Linked DNA regions of Mus musculus: region 2 is linked to region 1. Evidence: chromatin loops called from intact Hi-C (ENCODE). Cell type or tissue: heart. All regions are shown on one strand. Each heading gives the region's core, and the rest is flanking DNA. Links, peaks and the distances in the headings are about the cores only.

Region 1 (2,900 bases), core at 101-2,600:
GGCAAAGGTTTGTGATTCTGTGTTCAGAATTACTCAAGTTTTAAAGTATTTGAAGGCAGGCAGTGGTGGCACACTGCCTTTAGTCCCAGCACTCTGAGGTCTGTGGAGTTCAGTCAGGTCTACAGAGACACAGAGAAACCCATTAAGTGTGTGTGTGTGTGTGTGTGTGTGTGTGTTTGGGGGAAGGGAGCAAAATAAAGAAATAAATAAAAAATTTTAAAGGTTTGGAGAAAATAGGTATTAATAAGTTATTGGTTTTTTGTTTTTGTTTTTCGAGACAGGGTTTCTCTGTGTAGCCCTGGCTGTCCAGGAACTTACTCTGTAGACCAGGCTGGCTTCGAACTCAGAGAACTCAGAAATCCGCCTGCCTCTGCCTCCCAAGTGCTGGGATTAAAGGTGTGCGCCACCACCACCGGGCTAATAAATTATTGTTACCATATTTGCTGCTTCCATTGTCCTTTTTCTTTTTCTTTTTTTTTTTTTTTTTTTGCTTCTGTCCTGGAACTCACTCTGTAGACCATGCTGGCCTCGAACTCAGAAATCCGCCTGCCTCTGCTTCCTGAATGCTGGGATTAAAGGTGTGCGCCACCACTGCCCGGCTTCCATTGTCTTTATTTTCCAAGTAATCTAAAAGTTTACCACACGGGACAAAGTGGGGCATGTCTGTAATCCCAGAACTGACGTTGAGGAAGGATTGCATTAGGTTCAAGGCTAGCCTGGGCTCTATTGTTAATGTGAGACCCTGCCTCAATCCCACTCCCCATGATAAAAATTAAATAACCAGTAAATAGCACAAACAATAATATAGCGATACAACTAATGATTGCCTAAAGATAAAATAATCAACAAATACTATAAACAATATAGTGATACAACTAATGGTTAAGAGGCACACAGATCCACGTTCTCCCGGTGACCAGCTCCTGATGTAAAATTTTTTTAAAGTAAATATATTTCTCTTTTCTTTTATTGATTGATTGACTGATTGGTTGATTGAGACAGGGTCTCACTATTTAGCCCTGGTTGGCCTGGCTGTATAAACCAGGTTTGCCTTGAACTCCTAGTGCTGGGATTAAAAGCCTGCGCCAATCACCGCAAGCTAAGCCTTTTTTTACAAGTGTAATAATAATTTCGTGTGTTTGTTTAAGGACAAGCCCAGGGAAAGCAAACAGGGTACGGCCCAGTGTCCATCTAAGCATAGACGAAACGCAGGTCTCCATGCTGTGTGCTGAGATCTGGAGTCACCCTTCTGCAAGGCACCCTGGGATTGCCCGGCCGCTCCCTCATCTCGCGACGCTTCCCTGCTTACCGCCCCACCCCCACCTTTTTTTTTTTTTTTCCCCTACGACCTGCGTCTGCGTCCCACCCCCACCCCCGCCTAACGTGTTTTTCAAACCTACCAATGAACGCGCAGCTTAGGCTCAAATCAGCCAATCGGAACGCGGCGTCACCGGGAAATTTAAATCGCGCCGGCCGGCAGCACGAGGCACAAAATCTGAGGGCTGAAGGGTAGCAGACGTTTCCACAGCCGCCGACCCGCAGCTTGAGTGTCCTGCACCACCTTTCGTGGAAATCTGAGCCGGCTGTACAGGTAGGAACGGAAGCCGGTCCTGAGCAGTAACGGCCGGACGGAAGGCTGCGGGGCGGAGGGCGGGAGCAGGCCGCGCCCGGGCCGGAGCTGAGCCTCCCTGCTCCGACCAGGCCTCGGGGCGGGTTGGTTTCGCCACGCCGGGGTCAGGGTTGGCAACGCCGGGCGCTGCGGAGGGCAGCGAAGGCCTGGGAGCGGCTCGGGTCGGCGTGGAGGGACCGGAGGGCAGCCGCAGTCGAGCGGACCTACCTGGCTGTGCCGCCGCTTTCCTGATGCTTCTGCCCCGGGGAGGAGACGCAGCTTTGGGCAGGGGATGAAGGTGGCAGTTAAGACACCCCAGTTAAGCCCTTGACCCGGATCACCTGGGTCAGGGTCGAGGACGGACATAAAGCAGTTAAACCTACTAGCTTACCAGGGTACTTTGGGTTCCTGTCCCTTCGCGACGACCACACCTGGGTTCTATCGAGCCCCACTGATCACAGCTGATGTCATCCCGGCTGAATGCATTCTCTGGAAGTGTGTGCAAGATGCGGCGTTAATGCCATTGCTGACAGCGATGATGTGATGGAAGGCCCTATAATGGAACGAACCGATTCTTTATGTAACTTGCAAGAGGGTACTAGTATGGATCCGTTTTGGCCATCGATCAACAGAAAACGAGAGCTGCGTTTATTGCCTTAAGGACGTAGATGGTTGCCAGGCATTGTTGGCGCACGCCTTTAATCCCAGCACTTGGGAGGCAGAGGCAGGCCGATTTGAGTTCGAGGACAGCCAGGGATACACACAGAAACCCTGTCTCGAAAAATAAAACAAACAAAGGACGTAGATTGTTCTCCTACTTGGTGTTCTATTAACTAATGGAGCCTAGAATTTAGATCCTTGACTTAATACCGTGCTGGCTAGAGGCTTAAGACTATTGAGTGTTTGAAAAGCCGCTAATCTGTTGAGATGCCCCGTGTGCTTAAACTACCCATTGGATTTTGAAGGTGTATAAAAACAGTAAGACATCTCAATTTTTCTGTATTGATGACATCCTCAAATGGTAATAGTTTAGCTATATTGGGTAAAAGTCTTAAAATTAATTTCCTTCCTTCCTTCCTTTCTTTTTGTTTTTTCGAGGCAGGGTTTCTCTGTGTAGCCCTGGCTGTCCTGGAACTCTGTGGACCAGGCTGGCCTCGAACTCAGAAATCCTCCCGCCTCCCAAGTGCTGGGACTAAAGGAGTGCGCCACCACTGCGGGGCTCACTGTGGTTAGTGGAAATTTTAAATTATCTTTTTTTAAAATTTTTTTTGATTGACAGTTAAGTTGCCTT
Region 2 (2,900 bases), core at 115-2,614, 130 kb before region 1:
GTGAGGCTGAAGCAGGAGGTTCACAAGTTTGACAGCAGCTTGGAGTTCATAGTGAGAGTCTGGCAAAACCCACCACTGCAGGGTGTGGTGCCATATACCTTTGCTCCCAGCAGAGGCTGGTGGATCTCTACTAGGAGCTGGAGGGCAGCCTGGTCTACATAGTGATTTCCAGGCTATCCAGGGCCTTACAGCGAGACCTTGCCCTAATAAAACAAAATAAAACACCCACTATCACCAAGGAATATCAGAAGATCTGCTTATTTGGGCCTGCATTGCTATAGCTGCAGCCTTTGTTTACCCAAGAACTCTTGTGGCTTACTTTCTTTCCTTTGGTGTCTTATGAGGTCCCTGTGGGTAAGTTTACCACTCTCAGAGATCAACCAAAGTGAATACATAATAACTTAGTTGGCAATTAGTAATTTTCACTTCATTTCTATTCACCGAACTATATTGTAATAAGTCAGTTAGTTAGTGGGCTGAATCCTATTAACGATTTTTCTTCAAATTACTTTTTCTGTTCTCACATCTATTAATAATCACTCATATAGGTTCCTTAAACCTTTCTTTTCTTTCCAGAGTCCACCCCGAGGACCCTGTGTTGAGCCACCTCAATTTAGCAACATTTGGTGCATGTGCCTGCGATTTCACTTTAGTGACTAGCACCCTAGGTCAAACCAAGACTGGTAATTTGTCAGGTAGACATTATTTCCAGGTAACACAAACACATAACTTTGTGAAGCCAATTCTAGACAGGACGCCATCCTTCCTATCCTTAAGTTCTGGCTGAGGTGTGGAAGTTCGTAGCTGGGAAGAGAGAAAGGTGCCTGGAGGCCGCTAGGAACCACGCTCTGGAATTTAACCCCGGGCTCTGAGGGTGGGAACTCAGGAAAGTCAGTGAAACCACGCTGGGGGTGTGGCTCCCAGCGTGCATTCCTGGAACAACTTCAGGACCCTCTAGATCCAAGCCTTTGGGAGCTCTCTATTGGGACTGACTTAGCTCCAGCTCCTGTACCTGCGTGGGTGGCTTTGCGTAGTGACTGCCCCCAGTCTGTAAGTCGTGCCTCTACGCGAGACGCCCCTCTCCCCTTTTTTTGCATTAGTTTCCCAAAAGGACCGGCGACTTGGGAGGAAAATTCCCTGTTTTCCGGCCCCGGTTTGGGAGACACGCATTGAGGTCTCCCTAAGACCTCAGCTGAGGGGGAGGTGGTCTCCCAGGAGGAGACCCCAGCCTGGGGGGACACCCCACGCTACCCATCTCGCTCCTGCGCCGCCGCCGTGCAGCCGCGCAGGGGCGCTCCGGGGCCTCCCCGCCCCCGCCGCGCCGCTCCCGCGCTCCCCCTAGCGGCCGCCGCGCCGCCTCGCTCTGTCCCAGGCTCGTCGGGCGGCGCAGCTCACGTGACCGCGCTCCGGGCCTGCGGCCGCTGTCGGTTCCCCCAGTCACCGAGCGAGAGGGAAGAAACAAGATGGCGGCTGCAGGCGATCCGGAGCGGGGCCCCGGCAATTCGGACTGAGCCTTCTCCCTCCACCCCGCCGCTGCCGGGCCGCGCCCCTCCCGCCCGGACCCCGGCGCCCTCCCCTCCCCCTCGGCCCCGGCGCCCCCCGCGCCCCTCCCCCACCCCTTCCGCTCCCCCCCCACCCCCCCGCAAGCCGCGGCTCCGACATGAGGGGCCGGCGGGGCAGGCCGCCCAAGCAGCCCGCGGCTCCTGCTGCGGAGCGCTGCGCCCCGGCCCCGCCGCCGCCGCCGCCGCCGCCACCACCGCCGCCGCCACCGCCGCCGCCGCCGCCGCCCGCCTCCGGACCCATAGGGGGGCTGCGCTCGCGGCACCGCGGCAGCAGTCGGGGCAGGTGGGCCGCCGCCCAGGCTGAGGTGGCGCCCAAGACCCGGTTGAGCTCGCCCAGGGGGGGCGGCCGCAGGAAACAGCCGCCACCGCCACCGCCGGCCTCCGGCAGCAGCGCCAGCGGCCCGGGCCGGGGGGGCCGAGGAGGCGGGGGCGGCAGGACGGGGGGCGGGGGCGGCCACCTGGCCCGGACCACCCCGGCCCGCCGCGCCGTCAACAAAGTGGTGTACGATGACCACGAGAGTGACGACGACGACGAGGAGGAGGACATGGTCTCGGAGGAGGACGAGGAGGAGGAGGAGGATGGCGACGCCGAGGAGACCCAGGATTCCGAGGACGAGGAGGAAGATGACATGGAAGAAGACGACGATGACTCCGATTATCCGGAGGAGATGGAAGACGACGACGACGACGCTAGTTACTGCACGGAAAGCAGCTTCAGGAGCCATAGTACATACAGCAGCACTCCAGGTAACCACCCAGGCCGCCGGGAGACTCCTTCCCCACCTCCTCCCTCCCCCTGGCTTGCTCCCTCTCCAGTGCAGTGCATCCTGCTTCCTAGCTCCCCCCCCCCTTCCCGGCCTGTCCCCCACGCGGAGGCCACGGCGCGTCTAGTGACAAAAAAAAAAAAAAAAAAAGAAAAAAAAGACAAAAACAAAACTAGATTTGCAAGAGGAAAGAGGCGCATTGTTCAAAATGGAGATTGCATTGTTGCAGTTTGCAGGCCACAGACTCGTTCGCTCTTCTCCCCCCTCCCTCTTTATCCCCTTCAAAATTTGTGCCAAGTGCGGTGGCTCCACCAGGCAGGATTGAAACTTTGGCACACAAGTATCCATTGAGTTCGTCTTTCTCCCCTTGTTTTGGTACGAGTATTTTATTTATTTATTTTGCGATGAAAGAAGCCTCCTGCTTTGCAAACCGTTGCATGTCTAATACGTTTTGTTTTAGATTTAAAAGAAAAATTATCTGTTCCTTAAAAGAGAATTTCGATGGTGGTACCACACCTAGACGTTCTCCCTTTCCTACACCCTAGTTAGCTAGTTTGGTAACTGTTTTGGAGGA

What was found. Hi-C counts contacts between places; a loop is a spot of excess contacts. Peaks named below come from ENCODE experiments on the same cell type or tissue, not always from the same donor. Only the 100,000 strongest peaks of a DNase experiment are listed, where the experiment ranks them.
Region 2: a loop joins it to region 1, with 3 times the contacts of the local background. A loop is called at or near these places in 1 of 42 quality-filtered maps.

What each region holds. Positions count from the first base shown.
Region 1 is chr11:106,998,050-107,000,949 of GRCm38, reverse strand. It overlaps Kpna2 (karyopherin (importin) alpha 2), which reads left to right and starts at 1,425. Exons shown (of 11, transcript NM_010655.3): 1 at 1,425-1,591. Gm39424 (a long non-coding RNA gene) reads right to left here and starts at 1,481. Exons shown (of 3, transcript XR_880255.3): 1 at 1,401-1,481. In heart, for the core only: a CTCF peak has its summit at 1,453; a DNase peak (open chromatin) is centred at 1,419; H3K4me3 peaks cover 1,861 bases; H3K27ac peaks cover 1,912 bases.
Region 2 is chr11:107,130,683-107,133,582 of GRCm38, reverse strand. Bptf (bromodomain PHD finger transcription factor) reads left to right here and starts at 1,436. Exons shown (of 28, transcript NM_176850.3): 1 at 1,436-2,309. The coding sequence starts at 1,661. In heart, for the core only: CTCF peaks have their summits at 1,053, 1,273 and 2,298; DNase peaks (open chromatin) are centred at 1,372, 2,002 and 2,132; H3K4me3 peaks cover 2,103 bases; H3K27ac peaks cover 2,018 bases.